Linked DNA regions of Homo sapiens: region 2 is linked to region 1. A link is an interaction called in ENCODE POLR2A ChIA-PET data of the cell type or tissue named here. Cell type or tissue: Panc1. All regions are shown on one strand. Region 1 overlaps THSD7A (thrombospondin type 1 domain containing 7A). Region 2 overlaps THSD7A (thrombospondin type 1 domain containing 7A).

Evidence for each region. ChIA-PET counts read pairs that join two places held together with the same protein. Peaks named below come from ENCODE experiments on the same cell type or tissue, not always from the same donor. Only the 100,000 strongest peaks of a DNase experiment are listed, where the experiment ranks them.
Region 2: POLR2A ChIA-PET joins it to region 1 with 5 read pairs; 1 of 35 experiments calls an interaction of 5 or more read pairs at or near these places.

The regions. Positions count from the first base shown.
Region 1 is chr7:11,804,972-11,808,971 of GRCh38, forward strand. All of the region lies in intron 1 of THSD7A (thrombospondin type 1 domain containing 7A), which reads right to left. Among named protein-coding and RNA genes, the nearest start is that of THSD7A, 25 kb to the right of the region's middle. In Panc1, no CTCF peak of the experiment used is centred here; no DNase peak of the experiment used is centred here; H3K27ac peaks cover 669 bases.
Region 2 is chr7:11,755,146-11,759,145 of GRCh38, forward strand. All of the region lies in intron 1 of THSD7A (thrombospondin type 1 domain containing 7A), which reads right to left. Among named protein-coding and RNA genes, the nearest start is that of THSD7A, 75 kb to the right of the region's middle. In Panc1, no CTCF peak of the experiment used is centred here; no DNase peak of the experiment used is centred here; H3K27ac peaks cover 4,000 bases.

The DNA of each region.
Region 1 (4,000 bases):
TTTCTACCAATTCTGAGAATTTGGTAAAGAGCTGAAACCTTGCATTGGTGCCCTATGGAAGCTTACAATTAATCTAGGGCCGATATTGTAGTCATTATGTCTAGAGTTGTCACCATATATCCACCTGCCTGAGCCTCTACTGTGTCCCTGAGTACCCAGCTTTTGGTCCATACATCCAAACTTCCTCCTCTTGTTTACTACTGAAGCCTTCTTGAAGCATTCATGTTCCCACTGCAATAATATATTTATACTTCTTCTCATTCCAAAGGAGAGTTGAAGGAAATGGGACTATCTCTTTTCTGTATCCTACTGACCAATCCCATGGCTGTCAAAATACTAATAGAAACATTATACATTAATTATTGTTTACCCAATAAAAGTATATCTACTTGATATTTTAGTTGTGGCTGTAATTCTATATCTTGTTAATGTAATGTTCTCAGACAAAAACTCATATACACAAAAATCTACACAGATTTTAGTGGTCTCTATATTATGAATAATATTCTAATTGCTCTTTAAAATAAAGAATAACAGAGAAAAATAGAGAATAATTCTTCTGTAACATTCTTTCACACTTCTCTAAAGCTTCTTAAAAGAATATAATTTCCTTATATATTGCACAGATGAAGGGATTTATTGATAATTTTTATTCATTCACATATCATTATATGGTTTTAAAATGTCAACTAGTATCTTTTAATGTAAAAGAAATACGTGATTTCAACTTTAAGACAAATTTACAAATACATGCAATTTTAAACATTTTTTAAACATCAAAAACCACAACATTTCTATTCAGAAGTGTTTTTATAGTTACTTACATTCAACATTTAAAATGCCAAAATATTTTTAAAATATGGCTCAGTTATTTTATATACATATATATGTCTCAATATTTCACGTGTTTTGACTGTAACTAATGGATAACTTGTTTTGAGAAAAGGATATTGTAAATTATACTTGCCTTACTAAAGGATCTCAGATGTTTGCAAGTACAAAAGGGAAAACTATTCAGTGACAGATTCTTTATTTTTATTTTGACCTTCATTAACAAAAGTAGTTCTAATTGTCACAGTTTTTTGACCTACAATGCTTATCTTTTCAGGTTTTCTCTTTGGTTGCTAAAGCACATTTAATTTTTGTAAACAAATTAGAATCTACTTAACACCCTATGATCAGCTGAATAATTCACGTAAGTCTTCCTCTGAGGGTTAACAAGCACCATGCAGGTCAGGAACTGCAGCTCCACTCCATGTTTTTAAAACATTGATTTTTCATTGTGCTCAAACCTCAATTTATGCAATTAAATTCCACATACACATTTTCTTTATTTTCAGGAAGAATAAAAATATTTAAATAAAGATAACTCCCTAAATTGATTTCAATGTACAAAATAAAGAACTTTTAGACCTTGGACTATAGAGTTCAGCTTCCCAAAAAGATGGTAAAAAGGAAATACATTAAGGGTTATAAGCAGGGACTTCAGCTTTAGTCTACAGAGCTTAAAAGTGGTTGTGGGGATACAATATATATTTTTAGATAAATAAAAAGGCAGGAGTATTTCAGGCAATGCTGCAGGTGACATCTACACATTTACACTGCCTGAGCTAAGGGATGTTTCTAAATGAAACTTGAATGAAAAATATCCTTTATTAAAATAGATCAATGTTTTGTCCAGCAGTTCTTAGATGATCCACTTGTTACTGGTAATTTCAGAAAAACAGAGCATTGTTCAGAACCTGAGGGAAAGCAGGTAGAAAAGGTTCATGGACACTGGGTAGTGAGCCAAAGCTGGAGGAAAGGTGCCCAGTACACAGTTAAGAATAAGCAAGTGCTAGCCCCAAGCATTCCCCTCTGCTGCTAAAGTGTGCCTTTTAGGCCTTCTAAGTTCCTCATCTTAGATCTTTAGGTCTTTCTCTCCACTGCTAACCTCAGACCTCAAGTATAATTTCTCATTTGCACAAAATACTGAAGGCAGCATTTTTACTTTTGTAGACTGAAATCAATCTCTCTCTCTCTAAATATATATATATATATCTCTTTCTTCTTCTTTCTCTCTCACTTGTCTTATTTAATATTTGGTGTTGACATTATGACATGGACCCAAGTGATCACTACTAAGTACTTTTTTACTCTGAAGTGTTTTAAACAAACAGTGCATTTCCTAAGGAAGTTGTGTAGAATCTGTGTATTCCTTAGCCCTTCTCCACTGCACGTGGTAATTGGGGGCAGCCATATGGGTAGATGCCATAGGGATCACATGATACAAACCTAGTACTAAAACCTGTGAGGGACTGGGTGTGCAAATGATCAAGGTGGAAATTTATTTGCGTCAATATTTCAAACTGGCTGTTAGCTACTGGTAGCAATAACACCCTGAAGTAAGTGTTTGAGAAAGGAAAGTATTCCCAAATATACTACTTATTTGGGGTATTAAGAGGGACTATAATTATTTTTGTAGTATTAATCAAGTAAAACCCTGCTTTCTTACAGATGATATGGAAAGAATATATAAAATAAAGTAAAATTATAAAACAAATTATTGATTTTATCAACTTTTTCATTTGAAGATTTACATAACAGTAAACCAAATTAGAATAACATTAAATAATGTAATTTTTAGTCTACCCAAGTCCCAAACTTATTTTGAATAAATCATTTTAGAAGTGACTTGAATTATTAATAGCACTAATTAATGGCTGAAATTAATGCAGTATACTTTTTATTTTTCATGAAAAGATTTATAACACCTAAAGCTTAGCCTCATATACTCTGTAAAAGATCACCTGACCTAAGTTTTAAATCAATAATATTTTGCTACAACTAAAATACATTAGCTTAAATTCACTTGTTTTTGCCAAAAATGTTGGTCTCCTGAAAAGCTAACTTTCTAAGACTATTTTCTCAGACCTCAGTAAGAACCAATAATTCTAAATTAAGTAATACCAAAATAAATGACACCCAACAAACAAAACACTGTCAGAGCAATACTGAAACTCACTCCCGTACCTGTCTTCTATGCTCCCCATTGTTTCCTGGTCCCAAGTACCCCAGAGGGCCTCTCACTGCACCACCCATCTATACATTTTTCCATACACAACTCTGTGAAAGTCTCCTCCATCCTAAGCTGTTCTGATTACGCCAGGGTGCCAACTTCTGCAGGGCAGTTTAGAAAGAGACCACACACACACACACACACTGCTATGGTTTGAATGTGTCCCTTCCAAAATTAAGTTGTTGCCAATGTGACAATATTAAAATGTGGGGCCTTTAAGAGGTGATTAGGCTCATGAGGACTTCTCCCTGGTGAATGGGATTAAGGCCCTCATAAAAGAGGTCCACAGAGAGGTCTGCTCTTTCTTGTCCTTTCACCTTCCACCGTGTGAGGACACAGCATCCCTCACCTTCAGAGAGTGCAGCCCTCACCAGACAAACGAACCTGCCAACACCTTGGTCTTTGACTTCCCAGCCTCCAGAATTGTGAGAAATAAATTGTCTGTTCTTTATAAATTACCCAGTATTGGGTATTCTGTTATAGCAGCACAAAATGAATTAAGGCACAACTATATACCAAAATGAAAAAATATAGGTTTTCTATCATATTTAAAAGATACTTTTTAAAAATTAATAATACTGAGATAGATGGCTTGAGATTTGTTGTGTTAGCAAAGGTTTTAAAACTGTTATGCCCGGTTTGGTCATGTAAACTAGGGTCTTTATTCTTTACTAGTACATGTATAAACTATAATAATTTGACAATCTGTATCAAGAATCTTAAAAATATTCATTCATCCTTTTAACTAAAGGACTGAATTTTAAGGAATGCACCATAAGGAATAACTCAGAGATGGGCAAAAAATATATACCTACAAGAATATCATTTACAGTATAATTTCATAATAAAAAAGGTAATGACCTAAATAGCCAGTATTAAATGAATATTAAATACTTAAACCATACATATAGTAGAAATACATACCATTAAAATATATCAAAA
Region 2 (4,000 bases), 50 kb before region 1:
GAGGGCTGCTTCTGAAAGTCACACAGTGCATAAGATGGCCCTCCAAAACAAAGAATTATCTAGTCAAAAATTTCAACAGTGCCAAAATTGAGAAACCCTCATTTAGGGACATGGTATATGATAGGAAGACATTTCCTACAAATCCTGACAAAATTATTTCTCAAAATAGCAAATACCTATATTATTACAATACCAATTAAAAGCATGAATATGCAAACTATTTGGTCATAGGCAAAAATCCTAAATCCAAGAACCCCATTCTGAAGTTGTCCTAGTTAAAGTCCTCCATGATTGGACACTACAAGATAGTAAATGGGGAGAAATGCTTATGAAAGCCAAAAGGGAAGGCTTGGAAAGTCAGGGAAGGCCTTCAGACCCTGAGGCAGCTCTGTCACCTATGATAGAGATAGGGAAGGAAAGATCGGGTAGAAAGAGCCTCGGATGGCAGCACAGGTCGAGGAAGTCTCTGTCAAGATGATGGGAAGTCTTTGGACCAAAAATGCCAGCTGGAAGTACCTCATGTTGAGCAGAAAGTCTTGGCTCTAGTGTTCCTGCTGTGCACAGTCACTGGCTCAGAGCAGACCAGGGGAAGGGTTGTTCATTTTGCTTGTTTTAGTATGAAGTTAGACATAACTTTTGATAAGTTTAAATTTCAAAGAAATACTGCTTAGAAACAGATCTAGATGTATTCACTTAAATAATTTAAAATAAAGCCAAAAGGAATTAATGTGTAATTTTGTGTCAATAACAACTTTTAGAGAAAGGCAAGGAAAAATACGCCGTATACATTCTAAAAGTAGTTCTGAAAAGATTGCCACTTTGAAAACACAATTTTCATGTGCACTTATATTTCTAAGTTTCAGCTAAAAATCTACTTAATGATAATAAAAGACACTTATCTCATAGCAACATTATCATTGCATCTGCTTTTAAATGTCACTATATTCCAGTTTCTTTATTTGCAGAATGTACCAGGTTATTCATCCTGGGTCCTTTTATACTTTCTCTTTCTGTCCCTTCCACATCTATTATGTTACTAAAAGCCTGGAAATCCCATCTTCTTAATTACTCATAAATCTATTAATTTAAACATTTTGAGGAGAGCAACGAGGTAATAAATGTTGTGCATACAAAGATGACCAAACATTTTGGAAGGTGACTTCTAGGGTCAAGACTGGATGTGTATAGAAAAGTCAGGCGTGATAAGCAGTAGTCCAAGTCTAAGGTGGTGAGAGTGGAGAAGAGGAGGAGAGAAAGAATGTGGGAAATACTTGGGGAGTAACTGAAATATCTTGGAGAAGTGGGGAGAGAAATTCTCTGAGAAGTGTCTAATACACTTTTTTCTGAGAAGTGTCTAATGCACTTGTTTGGTAATTAACAGGTCCTCAGTGACCTGAACAAGAAAGGCTTTAGTAAAATCACGGGGACAGAAAGCAAATCACAGGACAAGAAAAAAAAAATGTTCATTTAGTAAACCTGATCATAAAGAAAAAGGAGAGAGATGTGATTAGATAGGGCAAGTAGGTTGCATGGATTTGCTTGTTTCTATCGGTTTATTAAGCTCTGCAGTAAGCTGAGAATATTTATATACTGGAGAAAAGCAGCCTCCAGAACTACAGAGTTGAAAATACAGAAAGGAAAGGCAATAATCAAAGAAGTACAGTAGGCAACAGCAAGTGAGAAATTAAATCAAAACAGCATTTTGTTTTAAAGAGGACATTTTTAGCCTGAAGTTGTTTCTAGGGTTTTGAGATTATTTTTAAGGAAATAACATGTTCTTTAGTTATTGCATGCTGAATTCTGGCATCAAGTGAGTTTAGATTTTATTCATCTCTGGTGTGCAAGCAGAGCACATAAGTTTCTTAAGGCCATAGTGTGTCTAATTAAATAGATATTCTTTTTAACTTCTGGCATAATGTTTTACATCTAGTGTGTGCTTAGTAAACATTTATTGATCTCTATATATGTATTTTTAAATATAAAGCCACTGCAAACGTGAAGGTTACTGTTTCACAAAAGTACTGAAAAGATACTAAAAGCACAATGGTAGAACAGCATTGTAATTAGAGTTTGGAAATACTATTTAGACAAAACTTGGTATTTATCAGATCTATTTTCATGTTTAACCATATTGGTTGGCACATATTTAATGACTGTAACCAGAATGAGATCTATGATATGGATGCATGACGCTCAGCTTTTCCAAAACACCAATAACAACAAATGTTAAGGCATTTAGCAATGCTACATACTTTCAGAATACCTTTGTATACTTTCACAACACAATAAGAAAGGAAGTATTACTGATCTCATCTTATCAATGAAAAAAAGAGAAGCAGTGAGGAACTGCCTCACCCAAGTTACAGATCTAGCCCTGTAAATCCTGGGACTTAAATTCAGATCTTCTGGATACTTACTCATTATTTAAGTAATACTAACTCATATTTAATCCTCTAAATAACTACCATATAAAACTCCCCAAAATGAGTAAGTTGATTGATATTAGAGGTATTTAAGAAAAGTAACTGACAGATTATAAGTTCTGTTTTTTGATTCTCCAGAATGTTATATTTGTATTCCCTTTGTCCATTGTAACATGACTTATGATTTAGAGTAAATATCTTTAATGGGCTTTTATAAAGTGTCTGTAATACATGAATATTTGATAATTATTCTCTTACCCTCAAAGGCTAGTCAAGTGTTAATTACTAATGTTCAGATTCTAGAATAAATGACTGGAACATAGGCTTAATTAAAAATGGAATAGGCCAATTTAGTAATAATAATAATAATGATTATAAAATTTTTTATTGACCACTTACTGTTTTTGAGCACTGTGCTAACATTATATATACATATGCATTCATATATATATATATATATATATATATATAATGTTTCACTTTAATCATCACAAAGCCCCTAATAAATAAGTGCATTATCTTTAATTGGGGAAATAGGAACCTAATAGTGATTGAGTAAAAACGAAAAGTCACATATAGAGAAAATGGTGGAAACTGAACTGTTTGCAGCAGGCTGAATTCAAAACCAGTAGACTTAAACTACACTATCTTGAGGGAAGAAGTGTAGTTTGAGATAATCCCTAAAATAGGTTATGCTCTATATTTGGTAATATGGTGGAACTGATGTCTAGAGAAATCCTCTTAGCGTAGAAAACCTTTAAATGCTAGATAAAATATAACATGTTTATTTTCTTAATGCATGGCCGAGCTGATATCAGAGGAACTCAGATGCAGAAAAAAATAAGAAAGCATGAATGCAGTGAGAAAAGTAAATGCTGAAATCTGCATTTGCCAGAGGTATATTTTTGTTCATCTTGGCTGGTGCAGGGTTTGGCTGTAAAAGTTACGAGTGTACTGAACATATGACAAAACCCCAAAGCAGCTCAAAATGGGGAGTAAAATTAAGGACTTCTATAGGATGCCAGGACTCCCACAACGTGAATGTATCCGTAACTACAGACAGAGGGCAAAGATAATTTTCTGTCTTATCATTGTTTCTATTTGGAAGGGAATAAGCAAAAAGTATCCTATGAGAGTTCAAAGCCACAATCCTATCTTTAAAGGAATGGATGATATGGCTTAAACTAGTGGTTATCAAAGTTTTTCTGTAGATGACCGGATAGTAAATATTTTAGGCTCTGTGAGCCACATGGCCTCTGTTGCAACCACTCAATTCTGCCATTGTAATGGGAAAGCAGCCAAGGACAAAACATATATGTAGCTGTGTGCCAGTAAAACTTTATTCATGAAAGCAGGCAGCAGGCTGAAATTGTTCTGCAGGCTGTAGTTTGCTAAGCCTGGTCAAAAAAAACTTAAGTAAAAAAATTAGCTTTAAATTGCCCCTTCTGGTAAGGATCCAGGGACCTGGAGAAAGTAAACACAAATTATCTCTGGAGAAAATAAGCCAAAAGACGTCAAAGAATTCCAATAGCTAATGTTCCAAGAAACACGAATTCAACAGGAAAGGAGCAACCATG